3 separate regions of the Mus musculus genome follow, and all the other regions are linked to region 1. A link is a loop called in an ENCODE intact Hi-C map of the cell type or tissue named here. Cell type or tissue: left cerebral cortex. All regions are shown on one strand. Links, peaks and the distances in the headings refer to the core of each region. The heading gives the core; the rest is flanking DNA. Region 1 holds the start of Pcdh10 (protocadherin 10). Region 2 has its middle 120 kb from the start of 1700027H10Rik. Region 3 has its middle 1.6 Mb from the start of 2610316D01Rik.

The links. A loop is a pair of places that touch in the nucleus more often than their neighbours do. Peaks named below come from ENCODE experiments on the same cell type or tissue, not always from the same donor. Only the 100,000 strongest peaks of a DNase experiment are listed, where the experiment ranks them.
Region 2: it touches region 1 in a loop (4-fold over the local background); 2 of 42 quality-filtered maps call a loop at or near these places.
Region 3: it touches region 1 in a loop (7-fold over the local background); 4 of 42 quality-filtered maps call a loop at or near these places.

Annotation. Positions count from the first base shown.
Region 1 is chr3:45,369,796-45,380,650 of GRCm38, forward strand. Pcdh10 (protocadherin 10) reads left to right here and starts at 8,603. Exons shown (of 5, transcript NM_001098172.1): 1 at 8,603-10,855. The coding sequence starts at 9,458. 2610316D01Rik (RIKEN cDNA 2610316D01 gene) reads right to left here and starts at 8,465. Exons shown (of 9, transcript NR_045172.1): 1 at 8,347-8,465. In left cerebral cortex, for the core only: CTCF peaks have their summits at 6,146 and 6,355; DNase peaks (open chromatin) are centred at 6,189, 6,395, 6,790, 7,373 and 3 more places; H3K4me3 peaks cover 3,401 bases; H3K27ac peaks cover 3,046 bases.
Region 2 is chr3:45,551,131-45,561,985 of GRCm38, forward strand. No RefSeq gene overlaps it. Among named protein-coding and RNA genes, the nearest start is that of 1700027H10Rik, 120 kb to the left of the region's middle. In left cerebral cortex, for the core only: a CTCF peak has its summit at 4,795 (motif pointing right); a DNase peak (open chromatin) is centred at 4,805.
Region 3 is chr3:43,778,753-43,789,607 of GRCm38, forward strand. No RefSeq gene overlaps it. Among named protein-coding and RNA genes, the nearest start is that of 2610316D01Rik, 1.6 Mb to the right of the region's middle. In left cerebral cortex, for the core only: CTCF peaks have their summits at 4,412 (motif pointing right) and 5,588 (motif pointing right); a DNase peak (open chromatin) is centred at 4,447.

The DNA of each region.
Region 1 (10,855 bases), core at 1,552-9,551:
TATGGAGAGTAGCATTGTGGGAGGGATTAAACACAAAGAGGCACAGTTGAGGTCTGCTGACCCCATAAACTTAAGGAAGTGGGTCTAAGGTCAGGAGGTCAGGACACTGCCTCAAGTGAAGGACTGCCTGGCTGTGCCCATCACTACAGAAAAGCTTGCTCTTGTCTTCACCTTTACTTCAACGATGCAAAGGGCACTAATTTGACTCGGTTTATTCCTTTCCACTATTGTAAGGCACAACTTCCTTTGAAACCACAAAAGTTGCTCTTCTCAATAAATGCCTTCTAGGTCTATTGTATTTAATTGTTGCTACTCATACAGTGTTGACAGTAACTATGTTTTAATATTTTCCTACTACTGTTGCCCAACTCATTCATACATATGTATAATTTACAAATTATCAGACTGATGGGGGGGGGGTCCATAAGGCATATCTCCATGACTAGCATTAATTACCAGTCTCTCAGAACTGAGCATTTTCATGACAATATCTACAGTCCATACTTTGAGTCTTTTTAGTTATGTCATGTTGTTAAGTAGAACACTATAATGTTCAGTAGCATAGTAGAAAGTGATAAGGCAGATCCCCAAAAGAAAGTCAAACACACCTGCTTTTTAAAGTGGATAAGTAGGCATTTTTTTTCGAGACAGGGTTTCTCTGTGTAGACCAGGCTGGCCTAGAACTTAGAAATCCGCCTGCCTCTGCCTCCCGAGTGCTGGGATTTAAAGGCATGGGCCACCATGCCTAGCAAGTAGTAATTTTTTGAACTAATTTTATTTTACCAGATTATCTTTTCAGACCAAGCTGTTTTTAATATTGAGAATTTTAAATACTACTCAGCAAATGAATTAGACTACAAATGAATATTTTAAAACAGTATGATACTGTAATATTAAAATGTCAACAAATGTAAGCATAAAAAAATAATTTAGTTCAACAATTAACTATCTCCCTATCAAAATGAATGTTTTAATGCGTATACAATCAGGTTCATTGTACAAATGTGAATTAAAGAAGACCTTAAAGTTTTTCATAGGAAAGCAATATAAATGTAAAATAAAGCAATATGATTTTGAAAGGGCTTCTGACTGATTTCCATGGTTTAAAGGTAATATTTTAATTAGCATCGACTTATTCTTTTATTATTTGTATGCAGCCTCCATAGTCCTATGATAATTTCCTGTGAAATGTACACAATGGAAGCCAGTTTGGGTGCCTCTTTAGTGAATAGAAACAAATCCTTGGAGAAACTTATGTCCATTTTTCTCAGGAAATATCAGTGTATGAGATACAAGATTCAATACAACTTTATTTACTAATAGCATACGTTGGGACTCTTCTGTGTGCCTTTACAATTATTTTACGTGTGTCATTTCAGATAAAGACTCACAATCTACATATCATCACATTTTCATAGGAATTTGGGAGGGAAAATATTAAGAGACTTCAAAGAAGTTAAGTAGTTTGGTGAAGTTCAAATGTTTGAAGAATCAAGGGACAGTTTCCGTTCCTAAGGCTCTCATCTTTGTAATGTGCCATATCATCTCCCACAACAGATCAAAGGGCATCAGAACTGAAATGTATAACTCAGTACAAAATTTACACTGTTCATATTCTAACTTTCTGAGTATATTTCTACAGAAAACATGATTCCTTTTTCCTTGTTATTTCATACCAAGAAAATTACTGGAAATGTCACATACCATGACTGCATCATGAAAACACTCTTTCTTTGATTACACTTTTCTTTTCAAATTTATGATTGATATTTTATTTTCCTGGATCAAATAAATTTTGAAATTTTACAATAAACAAATTGAAATTTTTCTTTATAAATGTTTTTAAAGCATAAAAATTACTGCAAAATAAAACAAGAATGTCTTTTTACAAAATATATTTGCATTTTCAAATTAAAGACTAGTCTAAAAATATATATTTAAGTTAATACCAGGATTTGTATCCTATAAAGCTGGTCTATCTCTTGTTTTCCTTTTCTTTTAATGTATGATGAACTGAGGGAGCAAAAGAAAAATCCATCTCCAAGGCCATTGGTCAACCTGATAATTTTCAATAACAAATGAACCAGAGATGGCTTCTTTTGGGAATATTTTGCCTCATCAATTTCTATTTTTTCCTTAAAATATATGATCATCATGTCAGCCATATCTCACAAGAAGAAACTAGAGCTACTTATAATCCCTTACTTTTATAAGAAAATATATTCACATTTGATTCAGTGATACATTTTATTAAACGCCTCTTTGGATTCCTCATAACTAAATTCAGTGACGTGTAAGCTGTTTTTCACTAGGGTAGGACTAGAACTGAAATCAGTTCAACACATGAATGCATGCATAAGTAAATTCAAAACGCTTAAAAAAAAAAAGTAAGAAAAATTCACCATGAATTCCACTCATCCAGATGGGCTTCGGGAATACCATGGGGTTGGCTAGGCATGTGGACATATGACTTTGATACATGCCCCTGGAAGGCAGAGGCAGATGGCATTACAATATAACCTGGTCCACGTAGTGAGTTTCAGGCTACTCTGGACAACATAGTGAGACCATACCTCAAAATTCAAAATAAATTTCAGATATCATGTGATAGTAAAATGAGCCTGGGCAGAAATATCAAAAGACCTGGATTTGAAAGGTGGTTTCATGAGTTCTTTAGTCATCCTCTTTGGCCTTGTCTAAAGTGGAGGGGTGGTTACAGCTCTGAAATCTGGGAAGTGAAAATAAATATCTGTACTTTTCAAAAAAAGTAATTAGTTGCATTCATCTTAATATCCACAACAATCCAGTGAAATCAAGCACTGTAGAATATAGTCCATTGCTAACCCATTTAAATAGGATAGTGCAGGGAAAAAGTTTCTTTAAATAATGAATTTCACTAACAAGTCAGTGAGACTGAGGGATCTTTTTATTGAAGTATTAGATTCACTCTCTGTTGTGATTTATTGCTGTAATTATAATTATTAATGCAATTCTGAAGCCACTTTGGATATTATTTCCATACAGCCCTTGTCTAAGATTATTTTCAAATGATTCAGAACAGAGCTGTATGGTTTATAACCTCAATCACAATTTGAGTCATCTTATTCTCTATCTGTAAGATCAAGGGACTTCCCCTAAGAAAACAATTTATGCTTCCTTAGCAAGAGCTGGGACCAAGCTGGATTTCTATCTGTGTCAAATGAGAACTCAGGCCACTGGGGAAGAGAGAGGCGGAGCTCTTTCTGAATTTCTTTCTTGCTCATATAAACTTAATCAAGACTTGCAATTAATTTTTGAAATTGTTCTGTATCGACCCCAGTGTTTGAAGCTTCATTTTCTGCCTCTGGGTCCCATCAGTAAAATGCACACATCTCCCTGTTAGTGGCGCAGCTGGCTTTTAAAATCTGATGCCTTGTACTTCTTATTTACAATCCTAATCACATCATTGATTTCAGTAATCTTTTAGTAAGAGTGGTTGTTAATGTTGTGGAAGGCAGAAGGTGGGATTCAGTGTTTTCTTTTTTGTTGTTTTTATTGTTTCTTTTTCTTTTCTCTCCTTTATTTAAAGCATGCTGGCGATTCAGATGAATCTTACTGTACCTCTAGAGGTCTCTGTCTGCTCAGCAGTTTGCTTTGGTTAAGTATACAGCCCAGCAAAGGCACTGCCTTCACTTACAATGGCATGTGACACCAAGAAAGACCCACTTGAAAGTCACAGAGTTAAATGAAAATGCTTTGAGTCATTGCTAATCACATCTCAGATGGAACAAAATATTTTAAGTTTGCAAAATCAAAATACTATTACCATATAAAAGTTTATATGATTCTTAAAATCATTGGAGGCAGCTCATGGGGTATGTTTTGCTCACAAAGAGTTGCAGGACAATTTCATTAGCTCACATATGTTTCCAATGCACTAAAGAATTTTTATCATAAAAAAATAGGATAAAGAAAATATGGAGAGGCCAAGAGACATTTTAAAGAAATCAGACTTTTCAATATCCAGCACAATGGGAGAAAGGGGCAAGATGAGGTAATGAATTTGATTTTTTTTTTCCAGAAAAAGAGACAAAAGGCAATGAAAACTGCCAAAGTAAGAGCTGTTGCTTCCCTTTTGAAAGATGATGATACAGCGCAAATGTTCAAAAGGTTGTTTCCTTCTTCTAATAACAATGTGTAAGGATATGGCAAAAATGTTTGTTTGATATTTATTAGTTCCCCATCCTCAAATCAAGGGGAAGTATACATCCCTATGTCTTTAGCAACAGTATCCAAAGACTTTGGCTAATTTAAAAATATCCCTGATCAATTTCTCTTCTAGTAAAGAGAGTATGGTATGTGAACTGAAAATGTATTATTAGAAAATGATATCTGGAGCATTAGGATGTATAATTCATGTGACTTTCATTTGCTCGGACCATTGTAAAAATCCATAAATCATTTTCTTGCTCATGTATTGCTTAAGTGCAATTTGTCATTTTGCATTAGAGGCTTGCTTCGGCCCATCCAGTGCTTTTAATTCACTGTTTAGAGTTTAACAAAATACTGGCCCTGTAGGATGAATGAAAAGACACTGCAATGTGAAGCCATGCCAATACTTACTAGCTTAAACAAGATACAGTCGTACATTTCTACTTTGAGTATCAAGACAGTAGAACTTAGTACACAATCTGGGATGTCCAGCCCCAAGAATAAGATTCCCTGGTTTGTTCTCTATTTGCTTCAGAGCCTTAGACAGTTACTAGTCACTCAAATGTCTATAGCAGCATACAATACCAATTGTTTCCAAATGCTCTAATCCATACTCTCCCTTTTGCTGTAAATATGCTTTAAGAGCTGTCACTGTGTTTGTGAGCTTAGTTCCAAAGATTTGCTTGCTTTCCTATTAAGCTGTATTTATCTAGAGTGTGTGTATGGACCTAGTTCTTGGCTATCTGTAAAACCTGTAGCTACACTGTTGACACTATGAGTTGGGAGTAAAAGTGGCCCAGGCAGGAACCCATCCAATTCAATCCTGGTCCTACCTAATGTTTCTAGCCTTCCTTACTGGTGCAATTGGAAGTATTCCTTCCAATTCCTAGAAAAAAAAATGGCAAAACATCAGATTCACTTTTTCTCAAAGTTCTGAGCACAGTGCAATAATAAGAGGATTTTAAAACAGATTGCTTTGCAGTCATATTAAATCACGGCAAACATTCGTTTATCCAAAAGCTAGTTAACAAACCTGTCTCTCCTGCCCTCTCCAGTAAGAGGTGGCAGACAAGAAAGCCACCCTATTATTTAGTTTCCATGCTCTTGGAGATCCTTGGTGCCTTCTTACTTCTGTTCTGCCTCACTTAGAAACAAACAAACAAAAAAAGCTACCACATTCACATATAACCCGAGATTTTCATGAAAGCTGATTTTTATCTCTTTACAAATGATTAAACACCTTTCTCGCCCCTATCCAGGAATGCAGTTTGTTAGGGAACAGAGTGCTGGTGCTCCTTGGGCTCAGAGGATGGGGGAGGCAGATTGCAGGCTCCTGTTTGCTTCTCCCACAGCTGTAAGGCAGAGCCCAGGGACAAAGCCCGCCGCACTTCAAAGAAGCCGCTTCCTCCCCCCCAGATTACCTGGTCTATAACTGTGACTTCACTAAACACTAGGATTCAAAGAAGGGTAAACAAGGAAAGATTATGAAAAGGTGGAGGGGAAAGTATTTGCCTAATTGCGACTAAGACAGAAAACATACATGTTTAGCTCAAAAGACATTTTTGAAAGAAAAATTTAAGTACTGTTTTTGAGCTCAAGATCACAGGATTGGTTTCTTTCAAAGACCTTATTATAATGCCCACCTGCAAATGTTGGGTGCGAGCAAACTGCCCATGCAATCCTCCTTGGCTTGAGTTTTCTCAGGGAGGGCAGAGGGCCTGGGTCGCTTTTATTTGGCTAGGAGGACTCCATTGTCACCCCTATAGTCCAGGGGATGGCACCTCAGAGACCAAAAAAGTCAGCGAGGCAGGACCAGTGGAGAAGCCTGGCTTTGCTTTGATGGCCTGGACTCTGGCCTCCGTGACCTGCAGAATGCAGCAGAGCCCCCAGCAGGCAAACCCTACAAAGGCAGAAGGCGGGCTCCACAGCAAAATCATTTCACTTGCCCTATGCCGCTTTCGCCGCTAGGAGACGCCTGCAACCCACGTTTCTGGAAATGGTCCCCATTCAAACACAGCTGCCACCATTTAAAAAAAAAAAAAAAAAAAAAAAAAAAAAAAAGCGGCTCAAGTGTTACAGTGGATGCACTGATTATTTACAGGGAAATCTCAGGGAAATCTGGCCATCTCTTCACGTTCTCATCTCCACCTCGGCAAGCTCGCCGGCGTTCTGCAAACGCCCTAAGTCAGCTCGAACTTCAAGCTCCTTTCCGAGACACAAACCTCCGCCAGCACATCTGCACTGTCATTCCGCAGCGTGTCTCTCACACGAAAACATGCAGACACACAAGTGTTCCGTCCGTACAAATAAACACATTAAAGCATTACCATCGTGTTTGGATTTTTTTTTAAAGGCCCAGGGTTTCGGATGAGTCAGCTTGGGGTGCTAGAAAAATTGCATTTTAATGTTGTAGCTCTGAAGGGAGGGGGAGGGGCGGGAAGCACAGATGGCCACAGTGTATTAATATTCGGATACACTCTGAGCCCCTTTTCATTGATCCACAGGTCCTTTTTCTGCTCTGCCGCTTCATTCTCCGCCGCAGACGTGACGCTAAAATCATTTTAAACTGTAGCGGTTTGGTTTTGGCGGATGGTCAATTCAATGCAGCTGGAAAAGGCTTAGCCATGTTTGCTGGCTCCTTTTCCACCTACCCTCTTAAAGGTAGAACCCATCTCTCCGCAAGAGGCAAGTGGTAGGGGTAGGGGAACAGGCCGTTAAACACGGACTCTCCCGAGTGGTCCGAGCACGCCTCGCTGTCAATCACGCGTGGGGACGCGCACTCCTAATTTCTTTCCAGAAGGCACTGTAGCGTACCTTGCGGGCGGGGTGGGGGGTGGGAGGGGAGGGCAGTATAGGGGGAGGGGTGGTACCATTCCTTCCCTTCGGTTGCTGTAGCGTTACTCCTGGGTCATTCATTACCGGGAAGCCTCTAGGGAGTCATTCTAGTCTTTGGCTTAAACGGCTCCTCCGGAAAATAAACAACCTATTCCTTGCGGGCAGCACGTTGATAAGTATTAAAACGTATTCTTCGATATTTATCCTTGAAGGACAGGCATTCAGCGGGCTCTCCCAGCAGCGGAGAGTTCGTTCCCGCCGCCTTATAACTTCCCGGGAACTGGGCGTGTGGATACCCGTGGCTAGTCAGGCGCGCGGCTCAGAATCCCCGGACTGCTCCCCAGGGATTCGCACCGAACTCAGCTTGTGGCCAGCCAGCGAGGACGAGGGCCAGCACCAGGAATGTGCAAACGTGCCGGTGGATTCCCGCAGCGGTGCACACTCTATCCCCCGTGTGCGTGTGCACCGCCCCGCCCGCCCTCGCGGCCACCCCACGGTCATTCTCCAGAGAGCTGTCTTCGGGCTGGGCATGTACCTTCTTCCCACACCCCCTCTAGTTATGGAGGCAGGGATGGATCACCAAGGGTAAAAGAAAAATAAATAATTAAAACAGAAATCAGGCAAAAGAAGAAAAGAAAAGAAAAGCCCGCGCTCGCCACTGCTGCCTGGCGCGGGGCCAGGCGAGGCGCAGGGATATTGCTAGCGCCTCGCTGTGATGGGTGGTGCTGGATCCGGTGCCCTAGAGTGGGTTTAACGATGGCGGGCTCCCATGCATAAACTACAAAGAAGCCCCCAGTCCTTGACTGGGGTACTCACAGTTCGAAGCAATGTCCCCAAACGAGTTAATTTAGTAACCAAGCATTTTGTGGGTAGACATTAGATGGGTAGACGTTCAACCATCTGCCCGTCTATAGGAGCTGTCGCCCCAAGTCCCTTGGTCTGAATCCCTCCGCTTTAGGGGGAATTCACCTCCGCACTCCCTTTGCAGCCTGGTCTATCCTCCCCACACCTCCCCTTCTGACCCTCTAGCTTTGATTGACACATGCCATTTTATGCCGGCATTTAAATTGTCCGCGCGCATCTCTGCCAGAGTCCCTTGCTTTGGTAACCCCTACATGACTACCGGCCCCGGGGCAACTTTCCCCTCTTCTTGGTGATTTCTTTCCACGATCAGCAGGAGGGAAAACACCTTAAAGGAAAAAAAGAATGTTAGCGTCACTGGAAACCCCGCTCCTTGGAGAGGCTACCGCAGCTGTTGCTATTATGTTTTCGTATTTGCTGATGCAAACAGGGGAACCTCTCTTATTCCCTGCCCATTACCTGCGGCTGGGGACTGGGAACTTTCCGCGGCAGAGTCCCCTGCAAGCGCCTCGGGACCTGCGGGCTGTTCTTGCTCTCACACTCACACTCACTCCCGCAGCCAAAGCGAGCGTTCTGCCCCGCCCCTCCTGGCTGCCGCGTGACGTAACTACTTGACGGCCACTTTAGCCAACGAACAGTCGCTCGGTGGGTGGTGCTCCTCGGCGATTGGTTGGCAGAATGAGGGCGCTGCGCAAAAACAGAGAAGCGGAGCGCTCGGAGCTCAGAAACTGCCAGCCGAGATCACAAGCATTGGGGCTGAAGCAGGAGGCAGGATGGACTGAGAGGAGAAGAGGCAGGTTAGAGGGAGAGAGGCTTGCAAAGGAAACAGCAGAAAAGAAATAGCTGGTTGTGTTCACGCAAAGCCAGAGCCAGTGAAGTTGAGAATAGACACAAGACTATGAAAGCCAAGAGATGCAAAGAGAGACAGAGGGAAGAAAATGACAAGAGGAACGTCCATCCGGAGAAATGAAGAGAATGAAAGTTTTATGCTGCAGAACGGCTCCGTGTTTTTCCAGCAAAAATTTTTCTCGCTGTCTTTAACCCCGCTCGCGTTTGCCAGCCGTTGATATCAAGAGGCATGTTCAGTGGTGCCGGCAGCATCTCCTCTACCTTCTTTTCCTCTTCATCTTCCTCCTTCTCCTCTTCTTCCTCCTCCACATTCTCCTCCCATCAGCAGGAAGACAAACCTAGGACAGTCTTGAAATATCGAAATTTCCTCCTTGGGATTTGCCAGCGCCGCGTTGCGCCAACACTGTCGGAATAAAGGAGGCTGACTATTGTATGATCGTTATTTTATTAATTGGTCAGTGGGAAGATTACGGCTGAGCATAGGGGACATCTGTCACCCTTTCTGCGCTAAGATTGAAAAATGAGGCTCGATTTGGAGACGCTCTAAAATGAAGCAAAAGGAATCAAAATTTTAATACAGCCACAGGAGCCCCCCCCCCACGCAGCACACTTTTATTTATATTTTTTAGATTATTATTATTCTTTTTGTGGTGGTGGTTGGGGGGCGGTGATCGGGGTGGCTGGCTGGCTACAGGGGAGCTGCTTCCTTTTCCTTTTGGAAATGATTGTGCTGTTATTCTTTGCCTTGCTCTGGATGGTGGACGGAGTCTTTTCCCAGCTTCATTATACTGTGCAGGAAGAGCAGGAACATGGCACTTTCGTGGGGAATATCGCTGAAGACCTGGGCTTGGACATTACAAAACTTTCAGCTCGCAGGTTTCAGACGGTGGCCAACTCACGGACCCCTTACTTGGACCTCAATCTGGAGACCGGGGTTCTGTACGTAAACGAGAAGATAGATCGCGAGCAAATCTGTAAGCAGAGCCCCTCTTGTGTCCTGCACCTGGAGGTCTTTCTGGAGAACCCGCTGGAGCTGTTCCGAGTGGAGATCGAAGTGCTGGACATCAATGACAACCCTCCCTCCTTCCCAGAGCCCGACCTGACAGTGGAGATCTCAGAGAGCGCCACGCCAGGCACCCGCTTTCCCTTGGAGAGCGCCTTCGACCCAGACGTGGGGACCAACTCCTTGCGAGACTACGAGATAACCCCAAATAGCTACTTCTCGCTAGACGTACAGACCCAGGGAGATGGCAACCGATTCGCCGAACTGGTCCTGGAGAAGCCACTGGACCGAGAACAGCAAGCGGTGCACCGCTACGTGCTGACCGCGGTGGACGGGGGAGGAGGGGGAGGAGGAGGGGAAGGAGGGGGAGGCGGTGGGGGAGCCGGCCTGCCCCCCCAGCAGCAGCGTACTGGCACGGCCTTGCTCACCATCCGAGTGCTCGACTCCAACGACAATGTGCCCGCTTTTGACCAACCCGTCTACACAGTTTCCCTACCAGAGAATTCTCCCCCTGGCACGCTAGTGATCCAGCTTAATGCCACCGACCCTGATGAAGGCCAGAATGGCGAGGTCGTGTACTCGTTCAGTAGTCACATTTCACCCAGGGCTCGGGAGCTCTTCGGACTGTCGCCGCGCACCGGCCGGCTGGAGGTGAGCGGCGAGCTGGACTATGAAGAGAGCCCAGTGTATCAGGTGTATGTCCAAGCCAAGGACTTGGGTCCCAATGCTGTGCCTGCGCACTGCAAGGTTCTGGTGAGAGTGCTGGATGCCAACGACAACGCACCAGAGATCAGCTTCAGCACAGTGAAAGAGGCGGTGAGCGAGGGTGCGGCCCCTGGCACGGTGGTGGCTCTGTTCAGCGTGACCGATCGGGACTCAGAGGAGAACGGGCAGGTGCAGTGTGAGCTTCTGGGAGACGTGCCGTTCCGCCTCAAGTCTTCCTTCAAGAATTACTACACTATCGTGACCGAAGCCCCCTTGGACCGAGAGGCTGGGGACTCCTACACCCTGACCGTGGTGGCCCGCGACCGGGGCGAGCCTGCACTCTCCACCAGTAAGTCGATCCAGGTTCAAGTGTCAGATGTGAATGACAATGCGCCGCGCTTCAGCCAGCCG
Region 2 (10,855 bases), core at 1,223-9,222, 180 kb after region 1:
GTCTGGCTATTGTGAATAAAGCTGCTATGAAGAAAGTGGAGCAAGTGTTACAGTGATAAAGTGGGGCATCTTCTGGGTATATGGCCAGAAGTAGTATAGATGGTTCTGGAAGTAGAACTATACCCAGTTTTCTGAGAAACTGCCAGATTGATTGCCAAAGTGGTTCCACAAGATTGCACTCCCACCAGCAATGCAAGAGAGATCCCCTTGCTCTACATCCTTGCTAGCATATTTTGACACTTGAGATTTTAATCTTAGACATTCTTACTTGTGTAAAATTTCCACTTACTAGGGTCATTTTGATTTGCATTTCTCTGATGACTAAAGACATTGAACATTTCTGTAAGTGTTTCTAGGCCATTCAATATTGCTGTGCTGAGAGTTCTCTGTTTAGCTCTGTACTCCATTTTTTAATTGGTTATTTGGGTTATTAGTGTCTAATTTCTTAAGTTCCTTTTATATTCTGTATATTAACTCTCTATCAGATACAGACTTGGTGAAGATCATTTCCCAGTCTGTAGACTGCCATTTTGTCCTATTGACAGCATCCTTTGCCTGACAGAAGCTTTTCAGTTTCATGAGGTCTGATTTATCAGTTGTTGAACTTCGCATCTTAGCCATTGGTGCTTTGTTCAGTAAGTTGTCTTCTGTACAAATGAGTTGAAAGCTATTTCCCTCCTTCTATTCTATTAGGTGTAGTGTATCCACTTCTATGTTGAGGTCTTTGAAGTATTTGTACTTTAGTTTTGTGCAGTTTATTTGCATTTTCTACATGTAGACAACCAGTAAGTCCAGTAACACTTGTTGAAGATGCTATCTTTTCATTGTATAATTTTTTGCTTCTTTGTCAAAAATCAAGTGTTCATAGTTTTTTATAGGTTTATTTCTTCATCTTAGGTTAGATTTGATTGATCAACCTTTGTGTTTTTCTGCCAATGTTATGAGGTTTTTATTGCTCTGTAGTACAGCATGGGATCAGGGATGCCTCAAGAAGTTATTTTATTTGTACAAGATTTTATTTTTATCTATTCTGGGATTTTTGCTTTTCCACATGAAGTTGACTACTTTTCTTTGAAGGTCTGTAAAGAATTGTTTTGGAATTCTGATGGGAATTGCATTGAATCTGTAGATTGCTTTTGGTAAGATGGCTATTTTTAAAGTTAGCCTACAAATCCATGAACATATGAGATCTTTCCATCTTCTGCTATCTTCTTTAGTTTCTTTCTTCAAAGACTTGAAGTTCTTGCCATACAGTCCTTTCACTTGTTTGGTTAGAGTTACACAAAGATATTTTATATTCTTTGTGGCTATTGTGAGGGATATATTCCTAATTTCTTTCTCAGCCCATTTCTAATTTGTATATAGGAGGACTTTTAGTATTTTTTTTTAATTATTTTGTGTCCAGCCACTTTGATCAAGCTGTTTATCAGGTATAGGAGCTCCCTGGTACAATTTTTGGAATCAATTATATATACTATCATGTCATCTGGAAATACTATTACTTTAACTTCCTCCAGTCCAATTTGTGTCCCCTTGGTCTCCTTTAGCTGTCTCACTGCTTTAGTTAGAACTTCAACTACTTTGTTGAGTAAATATGGAGAGAGTGGACAGCCTTGTCTATTCTTTGATTTTACTGGGATTGCTTTAAATTTCTCTCTATTTAACTTGTTAATAGCTGTTGGCTTGCTGTATATTGACTTTATTGTGTTCAAGTGTGAACCTTGTGTCCATGATCTCTCCAAAACTTTTATCATGAAGGGGTGTTGGATTTTGTCAAAGGGTTTTTCAGTACCCAATGAGATGGTCATGTTCTTTTTTTTCCCTCCCTTCAGATTGTTTATGGTGTAAGGTATATTGATGTATTGGCACATATTGAAACATCCCTGCTTATCTTGGTTGAAGCCTTCCCAATCATATGGATGGTGCTTTTGATATATTCTTGCATTAGGTTCATGTATATTTTGTTGAATATTTTTGTAACAATGTTTATAAAGGAGATTTGTTTGAAGCTTTTTCTTTGTTGAGTCTTTTTGTTGTTTAGATATCAGGGTGACTTTGGACTCCTGAAATCAACCTGACAGTGTTTTTTCTATTTCTGTTTTGTAGAATGATTTGAACAGTATTGGTATTAGCTTTTTGGAAGGCTGGTAAAATTCTGTGATAAAACCATCTTTCCCTGGGCATTTTCTGGTTGGGAAATGTTTAATGGCTGCTGCTTTTTCCTTACTAGTTATAGACCAGTTTAAACAGTTTACCTGATCTTTATTTAATTTTGGTAAGTCGTATCTATCAAGAAAACCATAAATTTCATTTAGATTTTCCAATTTTGTACAGTACAGGTGTTTGAAGTAAGACCTAATGTTCTTTAGGTTTCCTGGCTGTCTGGGTTTTTGGTCTCTCTTTTCATTTCTGATTTTCTTAATCTGGATTCTGTCTTGCTGCCTTTTAGTTGGTTTGGTTAACTGTCTATTGTGCTGATTTTCTCATAGAATCAGCTCTTGGTTTTGCTGATTATTTGTATTATTCTTTGTTTCTAATTTACTAATTTCAGCCCTGAGTTTGATTATTTCTTGGTGTCTATTCCATGTGTTTGCTTCTTTTTGCCCTACAACTTTCAGATGTACTTTATATCACTACTATGAGATCCCACTAATTTCCCTATGAACACACTTAGTGCTATGAGTTCATAGCACTACTTTCATCGTATCCCATTAGTTTAACAGTGTTTTCATTTTCATTGAATTCTAGAAAGTCTTTGTTTCTTTCTTTGTTTCTTTCCTGACCCAGGGGTCATTTAGTAGAGTTTTTCAACTTCCATGAGCTTTGTAGGCTTTCTCTTGCTTCTGCTGTTGTAGAAGTCCAGCTTTAATCAATGGTGTTCTGTTGAGACTTGTTTTGTGTCCAAGTATATAGTCAGTTTTGGAGAAGGTACCAAGAGGTGTTGAGAAGAAGGTATAGTCCTTGTGTTTTGGTGAAATGTTCTGTAGATATCTGTTAAGTCCATGTGATTCATAGCATCTATTAATTTCATTATTTCTCCATTTCATTTCTGTCTGGATAACCTGTTCTTTGGTAAGAGTGGAGTGTTGAGGTTGCCTACTATTCATATGTGAGGTTTGACGTGTGATTAAGGTTTAGTCCTGTTTCTTTTTAGGGATGTGGGTGTCCTTGAAATTGGGGCATAGATATTCAAAACTGAGATATGATCTTGATAGATTTTTTTCCTTTGATGAGTATGAAGTATCCTTCCCAACTTTTTTGATTAATTTTGATTGACAGTCTATTTTTTTTTTTTTTTTAGATATTAGAATGGCTACTTCAGCTTGCTTCTTGAGTCCACTTGCTTGGAAATCTTTTTCCAGCCCTTTTACTCTGAGATGTTCCCGTGTGTTCCTTCTGCCTTTTCTTTGCCAGGAAAACAGGCAGAATTGTGGAATGTAAGATGGATCAGAGAGTATGGGGTACAGTTTAACACTTTTGGGTGAGCTTTGAGAGGAGTTGGCTGACAGTGGCTGTGCGGGTGTAGGCTTACCTTTTGTTCCTGGTATGAGCACACCTCTGAAAACTGTCAGAATTGAGGAGCAGGATATGGAGCTCCAGGTATGGGGTGCAGCTTTCCACTGCTGGGTTTGCTTTCAATAGAATTGGCAGGCAGAGATTTGGGGGTTGGGGAGTTACCTGGTGTTTCTAGTGCTGACTGGTCTCTGCTGAAGCAGGTGGTATTGTGGGGTGAGAAAAGGGACATAGACTATGGGATGCCATTTGCCACTGTTGAGAGTGCTAGCAGGGAAGTTGCAGGCAGGTGCTGGTTATAGGGAGGAGCTTCCCTGTCTCTGATGCTGGCAGACCTCAAGGAAGGCAGGCATAGTTGTGCAGCAGGATATGAGGCACAAGGTGCAGTTTACTGCTGCTGGGTGTGCTTTCAGGGGATTTGGTGGGCAAGTGCAGGGGCTGTGGTGGAGGGGTGCTTCCTTCCTTCCTTTGGTGACAGCTGGCCTCCAGGAAAGCAGGCAGAGTTGTGGGGCTCTAATTTAAACGTGAATGATTTGATTAAAGTCTTTCTACTGATAGACTAGAGTCTGTATAATGTAGAACAGATGCAATCTATTCACTTTTGAGTAAGATTCATGCCAATATACTTAGGTTTGATTATGGCACCCGGCTTTAATTTTACAGTGACAGATTTTCTGATCTTGTCAAAATCAATTGCCTGTGAGCTTTATTTTCTATATATTACACATAATATAGTCAACAAAACAGAATTTATCACACTTGAATTTCTAATGAGTCAGAAAAGATCATATCAACCTTTCTAGATTGTGTACGAATTAAACATGCAATCCAAATAGTAATTTTTTAGATTAAAATAAAATTACATCATTCTCCCTTCTCTTTCTCTCCTACAAGTCCTCCCATATACTTCATTTTTTCAACATACAATATTTTTAATCAATATTCACTTAAGATTTTGTAGTTTTACAAAGGAGAGACTCTGCAGTCAAGATAAAGGCAAGCAGTTTTCAGTAAGATAATGCTACAAGTAGCAAACACAGTCCTGTTCTTAAGCCTTTTACACATTTCATGAAATGTAAAGGAAAGTTAAAATAACTTAGAAACAACCTTATTCCTAAGGTTCTACAAGAATTTTATACTGAAAATAAAACACCTATAAAAGTCTTCTACTTGTAGAATAACACTCAGATAACATTCCTCCCTAACAGAATGCTTTCATGTATATATGCTGTTATCCTGGCTGTTGTAGCTACACCAAACATGCAATTGCAGTGGTAGCCACTAGAGGGAAGAGTGGCAAAGTTCTGGGGCCAACTAATCCAGAGATGCCTGATCTCAGAATAGGTGCAGGCCTGCAGTGATTTCTCTCTCCCTATTCTGCAGCCTTCAGATGATAAGTTACCCACATCTTTTGAATGAAGCTGTCTGGAAGAATTATGTAGTCTAACCCTGAGTTCTATATGCCGTTTTATTTAAGTCCAATACAGTACAGCTTGTGTATTACAGCCTGGAAGCTGGTGTACAAAAATAATAAAAAAAAAAAAGCCCAAAACAATCCCCCCAAATCCTACCTTTTTGAAAACTGTCATCTGTCTTTGCTCTCAGTGTTTCATGTCTACCACTAAATCTGCAACATACTTAAAAAAGTTTCTTAAGTTCTTCTGAAAAGGAAAAGGTATTAATTACATCTTTCAGAGATTTGATTTGAAAAATACCACACAAACCTTTTGCAGAAATATGTACCATGGATGATGAATTTTACCCATAACCTAATTTCAATAATATAAAAGAGACATTACTTATATAATTTGGACAGAAAGATGTTTAGAATCAGCATAGAAATTGTGAATTCTAAAGTAGTTTGTCTTTTTTTTTTTTTTTTCAGAGATAGGACTATGGGACTCTATTGAGTACCAGAGAAGTGAGTGCCTCAGATAGTTAAAAGATTCTCAAGAAAACTAAGAAGAACATTTATCTAGTGAAAAGTTTATTACTATTAGATATTTTCTTTATTTACATTCCAGATGTTATCCCCTTTCCTAGTTTCCCCTCCAAAAATCCTGTATCCCCTTCTCCCTACCCCTGTTCCCTAACCCACCCACTCCTGCTTCCTGGCCCTGGCATTCCCCTATACTGGGCATAGAACCTTCCCAGGACCAAGGGCTTCTCCTTCCACTGATGACTGACTAACGCATCCTCTGCTACTTATGCAACTAGAGCCATGAGTCCCACCATGTGTTTTCTTTGATTGGTGGTTTAGTCCCAGGGAGCTCTGGGGGTACTGGTTAGTTCATATTGTTGTTCCTCCTATGGGGCTGTAAACCCCTTCAGTTCCTTGGGTACTTTCTCTAGCTCCTTCATTGGAGACCCTATGGACCATCTAATGGATGACTGTGAACATCCATGGGCACTGACTATCAATGTAGATATACTTTGCTTTATGATTTATTTGGAATGCCATTGCCATTTAAATCAAATATATTCTGATTTTAATCATTAATTAATCCAGTAAGCATAGAATAAGACTGTTGGAAACTAAATTACAGTTCCTTCTCTCTGTCTCTGTCTCTGTCTCTGTCTCTGTCTCTCTCTCTCTCAATCTCTGTGTGTGTGTGTGTGTGTATTCTTGTGTGTGTAGGTGAACTGTGTAGTATTTTATTTCAATATGTTTTTCTACAGGATCAGAGCTGAATATAACTGAAAATACTAACAACATGCAGATGTGTTTTGTTTGTTTCTTGCTCATTTAACTAATGGCTATATGAAGTCAAGCATGATTTTACAGCTAACACGGGGAAAATAGCAAGGAGAAATTAGACATTAGCCTGAAATAGTTGTTTGTTTATGAATCAAAAGGCTGCACAATTAAATGTTGTGGTGTAGACTGATTTACCTTGTAGTCTGTCATGATGCTACAACAACAAGATTCCACCCATCCCATGGGAATATCTTTTTAAGAAATGTCTTCCATTCTTGCAAATCAAGTTTGCAATAATCCAGCATGAGTGTTGAATGATTTTTAATCATATTTTTACTGAACACCTAATGAGTATACATGTGTAAACCAAAACTTTGAGCTAGTATAAATGACATAAGATGGCTGAGTAGCCTATCTTCAGAGAGTGCTGGAGATCAAAGGCATGGTATTTAATGTATGACTGACTTATTTTTGTTTGGGTTTATTATTTGTTGATTCTTCCTCCTCCATTGTTGTTGTACAATGTCTCTCCACCTAAGCACCTCTAACCCTTTCAGTAGTTTCACACATTTGTGTCCCTCTCATGTCTCTTCTACTTTACCTTGTTCAATTTTGGTAGTGGTGGGGACATTTGTATCCCACTTATACATAATATGGATATAAGCCCCACAAAGACAGCAAAGGAATAGCCCGCTTTTCATTGAACTTATATTTCCTGAAGTAGTGTCCTTGACACTCAGCATCAGGATATGCATTATGAAAAGAATTCACTGTGCAGTGCAAAGTGGGTGTGGATATTGTTCAGGGTCCAGCTAGCAAACAAATAGCATCAACCCCCAAGGTTGACTGTCCAAGTACTCGCCATTGGATTTTTATTTTACTTTTTGTGTGACATCAAAGCCCTTGATCATTCACTTCAAAAGACGGTGAGACCTCCCTGGACTGAGACTCCTTGACCTCAGGTTTTTCTTCCCCCTCTTGTGGATATGCTCAAATGTTGTCTTCTTTGTCATAGATGCTACTATCATGTGTTTCTTGTTACTTAATTTTTTAAAATATAGCATTCTGTTTGAAAAGACACCCAGTATTTAAACTCTTAACAACCCCTAGCACACAGATTAGCAATCTTTATCCTCTTTAAATGGTTTTGTCATATACTTCCAATTCTAGACTTTATCATCTTGCAAAGTCTGTATCAGTGTTTCTCAACCTTCCTAAAGCTGTGATCCCTCAAGATACTTCCTCATATTGTGGAACTTCCAACCAAAAAAAATTATTTTTGTTACTACCTCCTAATTGCAATTTTCTTATTGTTGTGAACCATAATGTAAATAAACTATTTTCCAATGGTCATAGGGTACCTAGGTGAAAATGTCTTTTGACCCCATGGGGTTGTGAACTACAGGTTGATAACCATTTCTCTATAATATCAATCTGCAGCTAATTTTTTTTCTATGAGTTTGACTACTCTATGTGTGTTGAATAAAATTAATAGTCTTCTGAAATTATTTTCATTTATTTTTATTTGTGGTGTGTGCACACATCTGTGACAAGTGTGTGGCATGTGTACATATGAAACAGACACAAGAGTAGCACAGCATAGGTACACGTGAGGCCATAGGAATATTTTCAGGAGTCAGTTCTCTCTGAGTGTGGGATCCTGAGATTAAACTCAAATTATCATGTTTACTTGCCAAGTGCTTTATGACATGATTCAACATAATGGCCCATAAAATACTATTTGAGGGCTACAGTAATGGCTTTGTTGTTAAGAGCAGTTGCAGCTCTTCCAAGGGTCCCACGTTCAATTCCCAGTATCTTTTTCAGGAGTCTTGCAAATATCTGTTGCTGCAGACCCTCTGGGTCCCTTTGTCTGTGTGGAACGGGTCTCTAGTCGTGGGTGGGCAAAGCGTAGGATTGACAGACAGATGCACACAGGAGAGGTTGTGTTGGATCTGAATGTAATGTCAAATCGAGCATCAGATTTTTTTATACAGAAGACAATAAGGAAGTTGGGTGACATACCTGCAAGGTACAAATGAGGTTACAGGATGCTAAATGACTCTTACACAGAACAGAGGAATGAAAACGCAAAGACTGGAAGGAACTGGGCAATAAAATAACTGAGACAAAGTCAGCCCTATCTAAGGTCAGCTATAGTCTTAGAAGCCAGGTGTGAGATCTTTTCACTCCTAGGGCAAGGTCTTTCACACCCAAGTCATGGTTCTAACTAGGGAGTTCCTTTCTATCTAACCATTTCATGAATAATGCAATAGTCTAAAACCACAGCCCGATCTACTTCCTAAACCATTGTAAATTCCTGTATATGCGTGTAACTCAGCTATAGTTCTAAGTATCTATTTTGGTTTCTCCTACGGTAAGAAACTTCTTTCTTCCTTGGTGATGGTAGATTCCTGTGAAGGGCAGTGACCTAACTTTTACTCAAGGTGATAGTGTAATACTAGGGGCAGTACTGAATTCCAAGCCCGAGGTCTTGCTCAAGGACGTTCTAGGACTGTTGGAACACTGGCTTTAGCTATGTCAGAATTCAATCTTAAAAGGCACTTATGATAGGGTAATACTAAAGGAGAGCACGTGGATCCATACACTAGACTAACGCGGGAACGGAATATTAATGTATGGGTTAGAGAGAACGCCAGACTCCAGGAGCGAGTTTCTGTGAAACTCTTCTGCCTCAGTGAGTAGCTTCTAAGCCTCTGGGCTTGTCAAGCTGACTGGACCAGATCGCATGGCAATCTGTAACTTCAGCTCCAGGGGGTCTAAAGATCTCTTCCTGTTTCCAAAGTCATTAACACTTGTGCCCCACACTCATAAATTAATTAATTAGTTAGTTAATTAATTAATTAACAGAGAAAGTTTGAAACTTAGCTGTTTTTTGCCTCTAAATTATTTCATCAATATTCATGCTGTATGTGTCATGACATCTTTCCTTTGCAAGGCTAAGTAATATTTTATTGAATGCATAGGATATATTTCTTTATCTTTTCTTCTACCTAGAGACACTTGGGTTATCTCTACTTTTGATTCCAGGCTATTTTCAATTATAGCGTGTATATTACTATGTAAGGATTTTGCATACATACTCATACTCAAAAGGGGAATTACTATGGTAAATGTATTTGTCAATTTTTGAGGAGTTGAATATACTTATTGCTTTTTGCTTTGACTACCTTATCTTATATTCTCCAACAAAATTCCTGGCAGTCTGATTTCTCCATATACTTGACAAAAGACCATCATCATTCTTTTATTTAAAATTAGTTTTCTGTCCTTTCATCACCTTCTTTGATGACCTTATATTAATCATCATGGTATTACTTAATTATATATCTAACTCTGCCCAATTGGTTGATATACCAGGCACTTTGATGACTATTACATGTACACATATCATATGATTTGTTCTAAGCATTCAGTTATTGCTTAATTTACATTTTTGTTGTGTGTACATGCATAGTTATGTTACGATATACTTCAGTAGTATAAATGATGAATAAATATCAAATATATTCAAAATATATTTAACACCAACACAAACAAGACATTTTTCTTCTATATATCTGGATATATCCTTCTAGCTCACAGCATGCACATTTAAATTTTTCATAAGAAATCATTTTGTATTCAGTGTCTCCTTAGATGAGCCAAAACCAAGGATAAGAATGGTCAACTTTCTTCTAAAGCTTGTAAAATTTTTTTTGTGAATATTATTACATGACTCTTTACTATAAAAATAGGAGGCATGTATTTATAAAAAGACATTTGTCCTCTGAGACTGTAAAATAACATGCAGATCTGCAACAAAACACCAGAATGTGGGCTTCACCAGGGACTGTAGCATTTGAAAGCTGGAGTGATGCCATACGAATGGTACTGACACTGACAGTTTTCTTTTGAGAATGAATATTTTCAAATGCAACTTTGTTGTCACATGAAAGAATCCGCCCTCTTTATTTCTATACTCTATCAGCTAAGCAAGAACAGTACTGCTTCCCTATTAATCTCGTACTTATGTTCTACTTTACAAATGATACGTGTTTGAGACTAAGATTTTCAATGAAGCATAATTTTAAAAAAGCATGAATGTATAAAATTGCAGAATTAAGTTTGTAGAATATTCTAGAATTTTTGTGTGTGAAATTATATGTTTAGATATTTCATGCAGTTTTTAAGATGCCCAATACTTTTCTAGCAATGAGAACAAATGGCTAGAGAGCTGTCTCAGTGATTAACAGCATGTATTACCCTTCCAGAGCATTCAAGTTTGGTGGTCAGCATCAACCATGGATGGCTCACAACTGCCTGCAATTCTATCTCCAAAAGAATCGAATACCTCTAGTGTCTGTGGTTACCAACACAGACTCACATATGTAATTAAAAACAATAGAAATAAATCTTTAAAACCATAAGAAAATGATAAAATATTCTAACAATATCTTTAAAAAACAAACTACTGGATTTCATCAAGGGCAATTGTAGCAATAAATGAAAATACTTTAGGCATACAAGGTTGCAAAGAGGTTTCTGTATCTGTTACATGATCTGCTATTGATGAAAATAATATCGGCTAATCCATAGTGATACTGCTGTATACAAAAATATATAAATTCATAAGCCACTGCA
Region 3 (10,855 bases), core at 1,071-9,070, 1.6 Mb before region 1:
CAAAGGTACTAAGATCAACAATTAATAAATAGAACCTAATGAAACTGAAAAGCTTCTGTAAGCCAAAGATCACTGTCAACAGAACAAAATGTCAGTCTACATATGGGAAAGAGTTTCATCAACTCCACATCTGATATAAGGCTAATATCAAAAATATGTAAAGAACTCAAGAACTAGACATCAAGAAATAAAATGATCCAGTTTTAATATGGGGTACAAAACTAAGGAAAGACTTTTCAATAGAGGAAATTCAAACTGCCTAGAAATACTTACAAAAAAGTTTCAACATTCTTAGCCATTGGCAAAATGCAACTCAAAACTACATTGTGATTCCATCTTACAACTGTAGCAATGGAAGATCAATAACACAAGTGACAGCTCATGCTGTTGAAAATGTACAGCAAGGGAGTGCAAATTGTAGAGCTAGAATGAAAATCAATATGGCAGTTCCTCAGAAAGTTAGGCATCTATCTATCCCAAGACACACCTATACCACTCTTAGGCATATGACCAAGATGTTCCGTACTTCCAAAAGGACACTTGTTCAACCATATTTATTGCTTCTCAGTTCATTGTGGCCAGATACTTGAAGCAACCTACATGTCTTTTAACCAAAGAATGGATAAAGAAAATGTAGTACATTTATATAATGACGTATTAGTCCGCTGTTAAAAAACAATAACATCCCTGAAATTTTCAGGCAAATAAATTGAATTAGGAAAGATTATTTGAAGAGAGAGAGAGAGAGAGAGAGAGAGAGAGAGAGAGAGAGAGAGAGAGAGAGGTGATCATTTTGATTGAGGTAACACAGACTCAGAAAGATAAATATGGATAAGTATTCACTTATAAGGGAACATTAGTCACTAAGAAAGTGATAACAAAGCTAAATTATCTAGATAGAGAGAGAACATATAAACTTGATCTGATACCTCTTCTGTAGGCTGCTAGAAGAGAAACAAATACCAACACAGCCACAAAACCTTGACCTATAATCCGGCCTGCTTGTAACATATGCTAAGACAATCATGGCAGAAATCTTGTGGCTCTAGCCAACCAATGTCTGATTTAACTTAAGGGACACTCCCTGAAAAGGAACTGAAAACTAGGGACTAGATAGCCCAGAGAACTAAGGAGATGCCAAACACTACTAGTTTAAAACAAAAGTATTAATAAAATGATTCCTAATGAGATTTTGTGTACTTGTAAATCAATGCCTTACTCAGACATCACCAGATAAGTTTTCTCTGGTAATAAATGGGAACAAACGTGGAGACACAGACAGACACTAAACAGATTGAGAGAGAGAGAGAGAGAGAGAGAGAGAGAGAGAGAGAGAGAGAGAGAGAGGTTGAGACAGAGAGAGAGACAGAGAGAGAGAGGCAGAGAGAGAGAGGCAGAGAGAGAGAGACAGAGAGAGAGAGACAGAGAGAGAGGAGAGAGAGACAGAGAGAGAGAGGAGAGAGAGAGACAGAGAGAGAGAGAGGCAGAGAGAGAGAGACAGAGAGAGACAGAGAGAGAGGAGAGAGAGGCAGAGAGAGAGAGGAGAGAGAGAGACAGAGAGAGAGACAGAGAGATAGAGAGAGAGGAGAGAGAGAGACAGAGAGAGAGACAGAGAGAGAGACAGAGAGAACAGAGAGAGAGAGGAGAGAGAGAGAGATTGAGAGAGAGAGAGAGAGATTGATTTCCATCAAATCCCTTCCACTATTGTTCAGGAAACTGTGCAAAGGAAGAGGCAGTAAAAGTATAAGAGCCAAATAGAGATAAGGGACACCAGGAGAACAAAGTCCTTCTCAGTCAACTAAGCACAGAACATATGCACTCATAGAGACTGAAGAAGCCAGCATCGAACTTGCTTGAGTCTGTACCAGGTCTGCTGAGCATATTATATCTCTCAGTGTAGCATTTTAATGGGATTTCTGAGTGTGAAAACTTGTGGGTCTCTGAATCTTGCATCTGCTCTTTAGAATCTGTTCCTCCTGTAGGGCTGCTATGTACAGCTTTGATGTGATAGTTTCAGTTTATCTTATTATGTTTTATTTTGTAACGGTGGTTATATATTTGAAAGCTCTTCTTTTCGAATAGGTCAAATAGGTAGTTGATTAAGAGGAAAGGGGACTAAGGGAGCATATGGTAGACGTGGAGGGAGGGGAAACTATAGTCAGGGTATAATGTATGAGAAAATAATCTACATTCAATATAAAAGGGAAAATAAATTTAAAATGCAAAATGAAAGTATTTTATTTGTGCATTAATAGACACAATTCTCAGAATAGAAGAAGCTGCTCCAGTCACCCTTCAGATATAACACAAGTTAATGATATAGTTGGAATTATCCTGTCTTGTTGTACAAACTCAACATCACTATTCTACATTATGAAATCTTGAATGTCTCTTGATATTATTTTATTTAAGTTCATATGAATAATTCATCTCTGATTCTTTGATTTTTGTTTATCATTCAAAGTAAACAGACTGAGTTCTCTTATCAATGACAAATACAAACACAAGCTACATCACTTAAGTTAATATGTTTAAGCCCTGGCAGGCCCATACCATCAAATGGACCAGAAACCTCCACTTTACATTTCTTTTTGGTCCAATTTCCAGTAAATTGGGAGGTGTGCTCATTTTACACGTATCATGTTGAGGCAATGTCACTTCCAATTGCTGGGAATGAAGGACAGAATGAAGATGCACCTTAATCCCAGAATACTTGGACTTTAGCAGCTTTCTAACTATAGCTGTTTTCAACTGTCCTCTGGGAAGCTTCTTGTCAGAGATGGAGATTAACACAGAGATTCACAGATGACCAAAGTGCAGAGAAAATGAAAGTATAGAGTTCTTAGCTATAAATTAGATACCTATATCACATGATTTCCATGCTCAGAGACCATCACAGAAGACAGATTATTTAAAAAATAGGTAGTAGAGGTCTCCATCAAAGCAGCATTTTTTTTTAAAAATCTGGACCCAGAAGAACCCCTGCACACATGAAATGACAGGGCTCATGACTTCATGCAGAAAATCTGCAGGAACTCAAGCCAGACAAAATCTCAGCATGGAAAGGAAGACATAGGAAGCTTCACTCTGAAATTTTGAGCTATTGACAATGATGTCTGCAGGAAATTGGGTTTTCTTCAAAGATGAGACCCCTTAGAGTCTAACCATCCTGCCGCTGATGGTCTTACACCTGGCACATACTGACTCTGACTTAAAAGGGAAGAAGGAAGGGAAGAAAAGGAAATCCCACTAAATTGAGAAGGAATTCATAGGGATAGAGGAGTAACTGTAGGGGAGTTATATTTAATGTACATATACAATCCTCAACCAATAAAATTAGAACAGAATAAGGCCTATCCAAAACTATTGAAAAGTTACATGTTGCTTCAGATGTGCTTTTCTTGTTCAGGTATGCCTGCCCAGAGCTGTTTCTGGTCACATTGTATGTTATAATAGAGATGACAAGAAGTGAACACTAATGAGTCAGAGTTGCTGAGTTCAGGAATAGTATAGTCTAGGAAGAGTGGGCTACATCTCAAACACAGAGCTGTATTTTGTACATTTATACTAGTTTTCCTGTTCATCTTCACCTTACTTTGATTTCCATATTCATATATTTTATTTGTATGGAAAAATAATACAGATAGATAAAATGATTTAATAATATCCCTGAAGCTCTGGTTTCAATTTCCCACATGTTATAAGCCAAGCTTGGAAGTAAGCCTATATGTTTAGCATTTGGAAGGATAAGTCTAAAGGATCAGCTACATGCCAAGGTCAAGACCAGCCTGGACTTAATGAGAGCTAGTCTTAAAACAACATCAAAACAAAATGTATCAAACAGAACATGGAGAAGAGTAATCATTTTCTGCTCAGCCTTATTAGAATCATTTTGATATACAGCCACCAGGATAGAATCTAAAACAACTATATGTCTTGTCAGCCCAATGTAACATGCAGAAAGAAAAAAAGTAAAAATCTGCAGATATCCAGTTTATTCATAATTGTCTGTTCACATCTCTTGAAATGATGGTTTTCTAAGTTGCCTATGTGGGGTCTTGTTATAATTTAAATTTATACTTTCCATTATTAATATTGCATACTCATCCCCTTCAATGGAGTAAATCAACAGAATATACCAACATTCTAGTGTCTGAGCACAGAGAGTTTACTCATAAATTTTGCAAATGGCTAGCATGCAATACTTTTAAATAACTATAGAATTCAGAAAGCTTGAAGTAATAAACCCTTGTTATTAAAAGTAGTAAACTGTATAATTTGTTTTGAATGTCATATACTTACCATATAATGTAGATCTTTCTCAGAAACACCTAATTTTCCAGGATTTATTTTACAATGAAATGTTGCTCTCTCATGAACATCACCATTGGATGCCATCTGCATAGTCAATAGATGGCAGCATAGCTCTTCAGGAAACTCTACAAAGCCACAGGCTAGCCTGTGATCGCAGACATTAGCATGCAGGAAATGATAATCTTTGCAAAGCTTGCTCATTGCATCCTCAGTAATACCTTGCAGCTCTGATCCTGCTTATTTCAAGAGAAACCAATAATTCTTGGTTCTGTTTTCCATTTAAATGTTGGGTTATGAGATAGGGACTGTCAAACAAATGAAGGGTGTGTGTGTGTGTGTGTGTGTGTGTGTGTGTGTGTGTGTGTATGTGTTGGGGTGCGCATAAAGGTACGAATCTCATTTCAGTCTGAGACCTTAAAACTTTAGTTTGACCATACAATGTTAAAAATGTTTTTGAAACTGTCAGTAATTTCTCAACTACGAAGGCTGATAACTATTTAATTATTTTTCTAAGAAAATATAATTATTGTCCATCATTCAGTCCCTTATTTTCTTGGAAAATGAGAAGTGGACATGTCTTCTTTAAACATATCTGCAGATCTGCTTCAGTAATGAGATAATCTGCCAGGCCAGTTTCTTTCATTTGTTCAGCCGTGGAGGATGAAAATGTGCAAAGCAGCAGCATTTGTCAGACTTTCACCCAAAAGATTTTTGTGCCTCTGACCTTGAGGGTGATAACCCTTCAATACTCCTACAGAAATAAATAGTACTTCTGTAAATATCTAATGTTTTAACAGACACAGGAGAATAAAGAAGGAAGCACACTGACAGCCGCTTTTCAGTAGAAAAATGTCCCAGTCCCAGTCCCTGAGAGATGTAAGAAAACACCTGTCATGCTAAAAACATACAAAGTTTTGGTGTCATGATTTGTTAAAATACATTTGACTAATTAATAGGTGCCATAATTTATTCATATTAGTAAAGGAATCTTGATCAAATACAACCCTAATTTACTGAGTTTTCTAAATTTGTTGACATCTTCATTAATTTTCAAATTGAGAAAAATCCCATATTATATGTGAAAATCTCTTCTGATTCACTGAATGGAAGATGAAAAAACTTCCTGTGGACAGTATCACCCCCTTGTACGATAGGTTCATAATTAAACAATTTTTATATTTGAAAATTCTCTTTAATAACTGTGTTCAGAAATGATCAGCCTTTCAGGTCTATGTGATTTGAAAATTTTATTGTTCTCTTTTGTTTACTGAGGCATGTGTGTGGTGCCTGTGGATGCCAGAAGAGGGCACTGACTCAATTACAGCCTGAGTTGGAGAGCAGAATCCATAACCTCTTCATGAGCATCGAGTGCTCTTAACACTGAATATTTCTCCCATCCCTAACTTATTAGTTTTTAGGAAAACATTTATATATACACTGCTAACTTTTGAAAATGCTAAAATAGGATGGCTTTGAACCATTTTTTATAACTTCAAAACTATAGTATCATTTTTTCATTCCCTTTACTCTGTCCAAAATTTCCCAAATTGCCAGGCTCCCATTGAGGTCTTTCAATTAATATTTTGTCATTAATTGTTATTTCATGTGCATATGTAGGTGTATATGCATACTCATTCTTAAATATACCCTGTTCACTTTATAGAGTCTTACTTGTAAGTTTGTCTTTCTTTTCCATTGTATCTTTTAGTTAATATCACAGTATTTCTGTACTTTTATTCCTAATTCATGCAATGGAATTGGCAGAGATAACTATCTTAAATGTGTCTCTAATCAGTTAGCAGTTGAGCATATGTAAGTTTTGACATATAGTAAGTATTTGTGTCCACGGGTGCTTCAAATGGAAGAGTTATTACTTAATGAGGAATTCATGTAAGAAGAGTTTAAAGGACTTCAATATTTTCATGCATTCCTAAAAGTACAACAGATTGAAAATTCAAAAACGCTGTAATTTTAACCTTGACTTTTATCAGGTTAATTTTTAATTATAAAAATTACATGCAGGTATGGACACATGGTGTAAATTAAAAAAAAAAAATAAATCAACAATTCTCTCTTTTTTTAGGAAATTAGTAAGCCGGGTATAATTATTTCATATTTTTCTAAAACTTTTACATAAGGAAATTAGGAAAAATTCTCTAATTGAAGAAAAAATGGGTGTCTAAGCCAGAATGAGAGGAATGGTGAGAAATATATAATGTTGTGGTTGTTTATTAAGCTTCATGTTATTTTATATTTACCTAACATTACACACAAGTACATACAAGTGTAAAGAAAAGGAAGTTACTACAATTTAGCTACTTAGTTTCCCATAAGAACCACATTTTAACAAAATCCCTAGTATCAAGAACAAACAAAAAAAAAAAAAAACCTTCATTTATATGGAAGTCCACGTTACCCTCTCCCCAAATTACAGACTTTCAATGTAGCCCTTGATTGCCTTTTAGGGGTTTACAGTTGGCTGCTACTAGAAAAGATACCATACCCTTAGGACACAGAATTCATATGATTCAAGAAGAATCTAAGGTTAAGTCCTCTTCTTGTATTCTAGCTTTTATAGTAACCTAAAAACCATATATAAGTTCTGAAAAGAGGCCAGTAATTAAGAAATCCTTCCTAGTTGCCATACGTCTGAACCATAAAAATGACTAATATAGTGAGTTATCAGGAAAAGTAGAATAAGTGACAGAGAGATATAAAGGTGGACTTAAGACTCACACAACAGGAGGGAAATCTTGCCTAGTACTGGAGACTTAGCCAGCCTAAGAAAACTAATGAAGTCATAGAACATAAAAATAATCCACTATTGCCATTATGTTGAACCAAAATAATTCTCTCTCTTCTTTTAAGACAACAAATTTTTATTCACCTTACATCCTAAATGCAGCCCCACCTTCAGGTCTCCTTTTCACACAGTCTCTCCTTCATCCTCTTTCCCATCCCCATCTTCTCTGAGAGGGTGAAGCCCTGCTCCCCCAGGCATCCCTCTACCCTGGCACATCAAGTCTCTTCAGATCTAGGTAATCCTTTCCCATTGATGCCAGACAAGTAAGCTAAGTTAGGAAAACCTATTCCAAAGGGAGGTAACAGCTTTTGGGATAAACCCTGCTCCAGTTGCTGGGGGACCCACATGAAGACCTAGCTGCACATCTGCTGCATATATGTGAGGGAATAAGGCCAAGCCCATTTACATTCTTTGCTTGGTGTTTCAGTCTATGAGAGCTCCCAAGGATCCAGGTGATTTTACTCTCCAACGTAATTTTTAACTACATCCTAATTCTTAATCTTGTGTTCACAGATAAGTGTAACTAACACCCCTCAGCAAAGATGGCTTTCTATAACAAATGGAGACCATCACAGATAACCACAACTAAACATAATGCTGAGATCAAGAGATCTTAAGTATCCCAGCACCAATGCAGACAACATAGCTCTAGAATCTTTGGTTCAAAGAATAACACAGAAGAGGGGATAGAACTATTGTAAGTTCACGATACTAGCAAATATACCATGGAACAAGTCATTCCTAGAAATGGAAGCATGAACAATACATAAATAATGGCAATGCCAAATGACATGCTGAAGGAGATGGGTATAATTTTCTCTAGATTTTAAATTAATTGCCATAGGCAAAGAACTATAGGACTAATGGCTGTTGGGAGAATGAGAATTAGCCTATACCAGCAATGGAATCCTTTACTGTTTGTTCATTGCAAAGCAGTCAGCTCTTAAACAAATTACAAACAAACAATATAAATGGGCTAAGCAGGCCCTCAATAAGACATTTGGGTAGCATGGGAGAGGGTGGAGGGAAGCTACCTTGAAGAGCTCAAGAGAGAAAATTATGTGATTCTATTTCAATTAAAATATATTTTAAAAGCAATTCTATGCTAATTATTTCAAGAAATCACATGGATAGGGATTAAATTAAATCAACGTAAATCACTTTGGTAATATTTTTAAAATTATAACATATGTTATTTAATTTAGAAAATGTATTTTGAGGGCATTGGAAACTGCAGATCAGGGAGGGAACCAGACCTGACCCAAGCTAAAGCCTATGGAAGTTCCAACACTTAAAGCAGACAGAACTAGAAGTTCCAACAAAGAGATGATCAACAACAGATCCAGGTAAGACATCAGGCACAGGACATTCCACAATTCCAGGGCAGTTTTCAGATCCAGTAGAGAGGTATAAACTGGCTAAGGGAAGTATTAGACACACAAAACAAAATTAGGTACACAGTTCTCTGGCCCTGAAGATCATTCTTACAAAGGAAAATCCCATCTAAACCCAACAATGACTTAGCCTCCTTGTGATCATTGGAACTATAACAACAGAATATATAATGTAGAATTTAATTTTAAGTTATATTTAACATAAATATAAATGTGTGACTGGAAAACTCAACCAAAAACTCAACTCCTTATGTGGAAGTCCAATAGCATCAAAATAAACCAACATGAACAACAAGGATAACAGAACTTCCATCAATCTACTAATACCATAGTAGTAGCACTCAGTAAGAACAATGTCAAAGAATTTCTTGATGAATATAGAAAAAAAGATTAAAATTATGTTCAAAATCTTAAAAGAGACACTGATGCTTCCTAAGAGAATAAAACAAAGAATTTAACGACTAATAAACCAATCTAAGATGTTAAGTATTGAATACAAAGATGAATTTCTGATAGTAACCCAAATGGTTAAGATGCTAGAAATGAAAAACGTTACAAACAAAATTAAAACTTCACTGTAAAGTATCATCAAGAGAAGGAGTCAGAGTATGAGGGATGAGAAAGGTTACAGAGGTTAACTGATAATTTAGTGAAGTTTAATGATTAAAACAACAACTACTACAAGCATGCAAACAATAATAATACCAAAACAGTAGAACAGAAGTTATCTGGGGAATATGGAAATGCCCAAACCTGAAAATTGTGGCATATAAGAAATATAAACCATAACAAGGGAGAAAATGTTTGAATAAAAGCAAAAGAATTTCCAAAATCTAGGGAAATATATTTCTTCTGAGGTTAAATATAATTTTTTTGCAGATGATATGATAGTATACATTAGAATCTCCCAAAATTCCAACAGAGAACTACTACAGCTGATAAGCATCTTCAGCGAAGTGGCAGGATATAATATTAACTGACACAAATCAGTAGCCTTCCTGTACACAAATGATAAACAAGCTGAGAAAGAAATTAGAAAAACAACACTCTTCAAAATACCAACAAATATAAAATATCTTGGTATCTTATCAAGCAAGTGAAAGATGTATATGACAAGAACTAAAAATCTCTGAAAAAAGAAATTGAAGATCTCAGAAGATGAAAAGATACCCTATGCTCATGGTTTGGTACTTTTTACATAGTGAAAATGATCATCTTAACAAAGCAGTCTACATATTCAATGCAATTCCCGTCAAATTTCCAGCACAATTCTTCAAAGTGATGGAAAGAGCATGTTTCTCAACCTCATATAGATAAACAACAAAAGAGAAAAACATATAGCCAAAACGATTCTCAACAATAAAAGAACTTCTGGCAGAATCACCATCCCTTACTCAAGCTGTACTACAAAGCACTATTAGTGATAAACACAAACAGAGAAACAAACAAACAAACAAACAGAAACAGGTTGATCAATGGAGTAGAATTGAAGATCCACAAGTAAACCCACACACCTTTGGAGAGTGATCTTTGACAAAGAAGCCAAAACATACAGTGGAAAAGAGAAAGCATCTTCAATAAATGGTACTGGTCTAATTGGCATGTATATATGAAAGATAATGGAAATAGGCCTATATTTGTCACTTTGCATAAAGTTCAAATCCAAGAACCTCAACATAAAAACAGATACACTAAATCTAATAGAAGAGAAAGTGGGAAAGAGCCTCAAAATTTTTTGCACAGGGGGAAATTTCCTGAACAAAACAGCAATGGCTCAGGCTCTAAGATCAACAATCAATAAATGGGACCACATGAAGCTGAAAATCTTTAAGGCAAAATACACCATCTATAGGACAGATTGGGAAAAAAAAAACTTCACTATCTCTACATCTGACAGAAGGCTAATGTTCAAAATATACAAAGAGTTCAAGAAACTAACCTCCAAAAAACAAATAATCCAATTTAAAAATGTGGTACAGAGTTAAACAGAGATTCACAGCAGAAGAATCTAGAGTAGCTGAGAAGCACTTAAAGAAAATTTTGAGTCCTTAGTCATCAGAGAAATACAAATCAAAATGACTCTGAGATTTCACCTCAAAGCAATCAGAATGGCTAAGATCAAAAAATCAAATTACAGCACATTCTGGTGAGGTTGTAGAGAAAGAGAAATACTTCTCCATTGCTGGTAGGACTGGAAGCTGGTATAACCACTCTAGAAATCAATCTGGTGGTTCCTCAGAAAATTGGAACGAGTTTTACCTGAAGACCCAGCTATACCACTCTAGAAATATATTATCCTGAGTCAGGTAAATCATCCCCAAATGAGCATACATGAAATGTACTC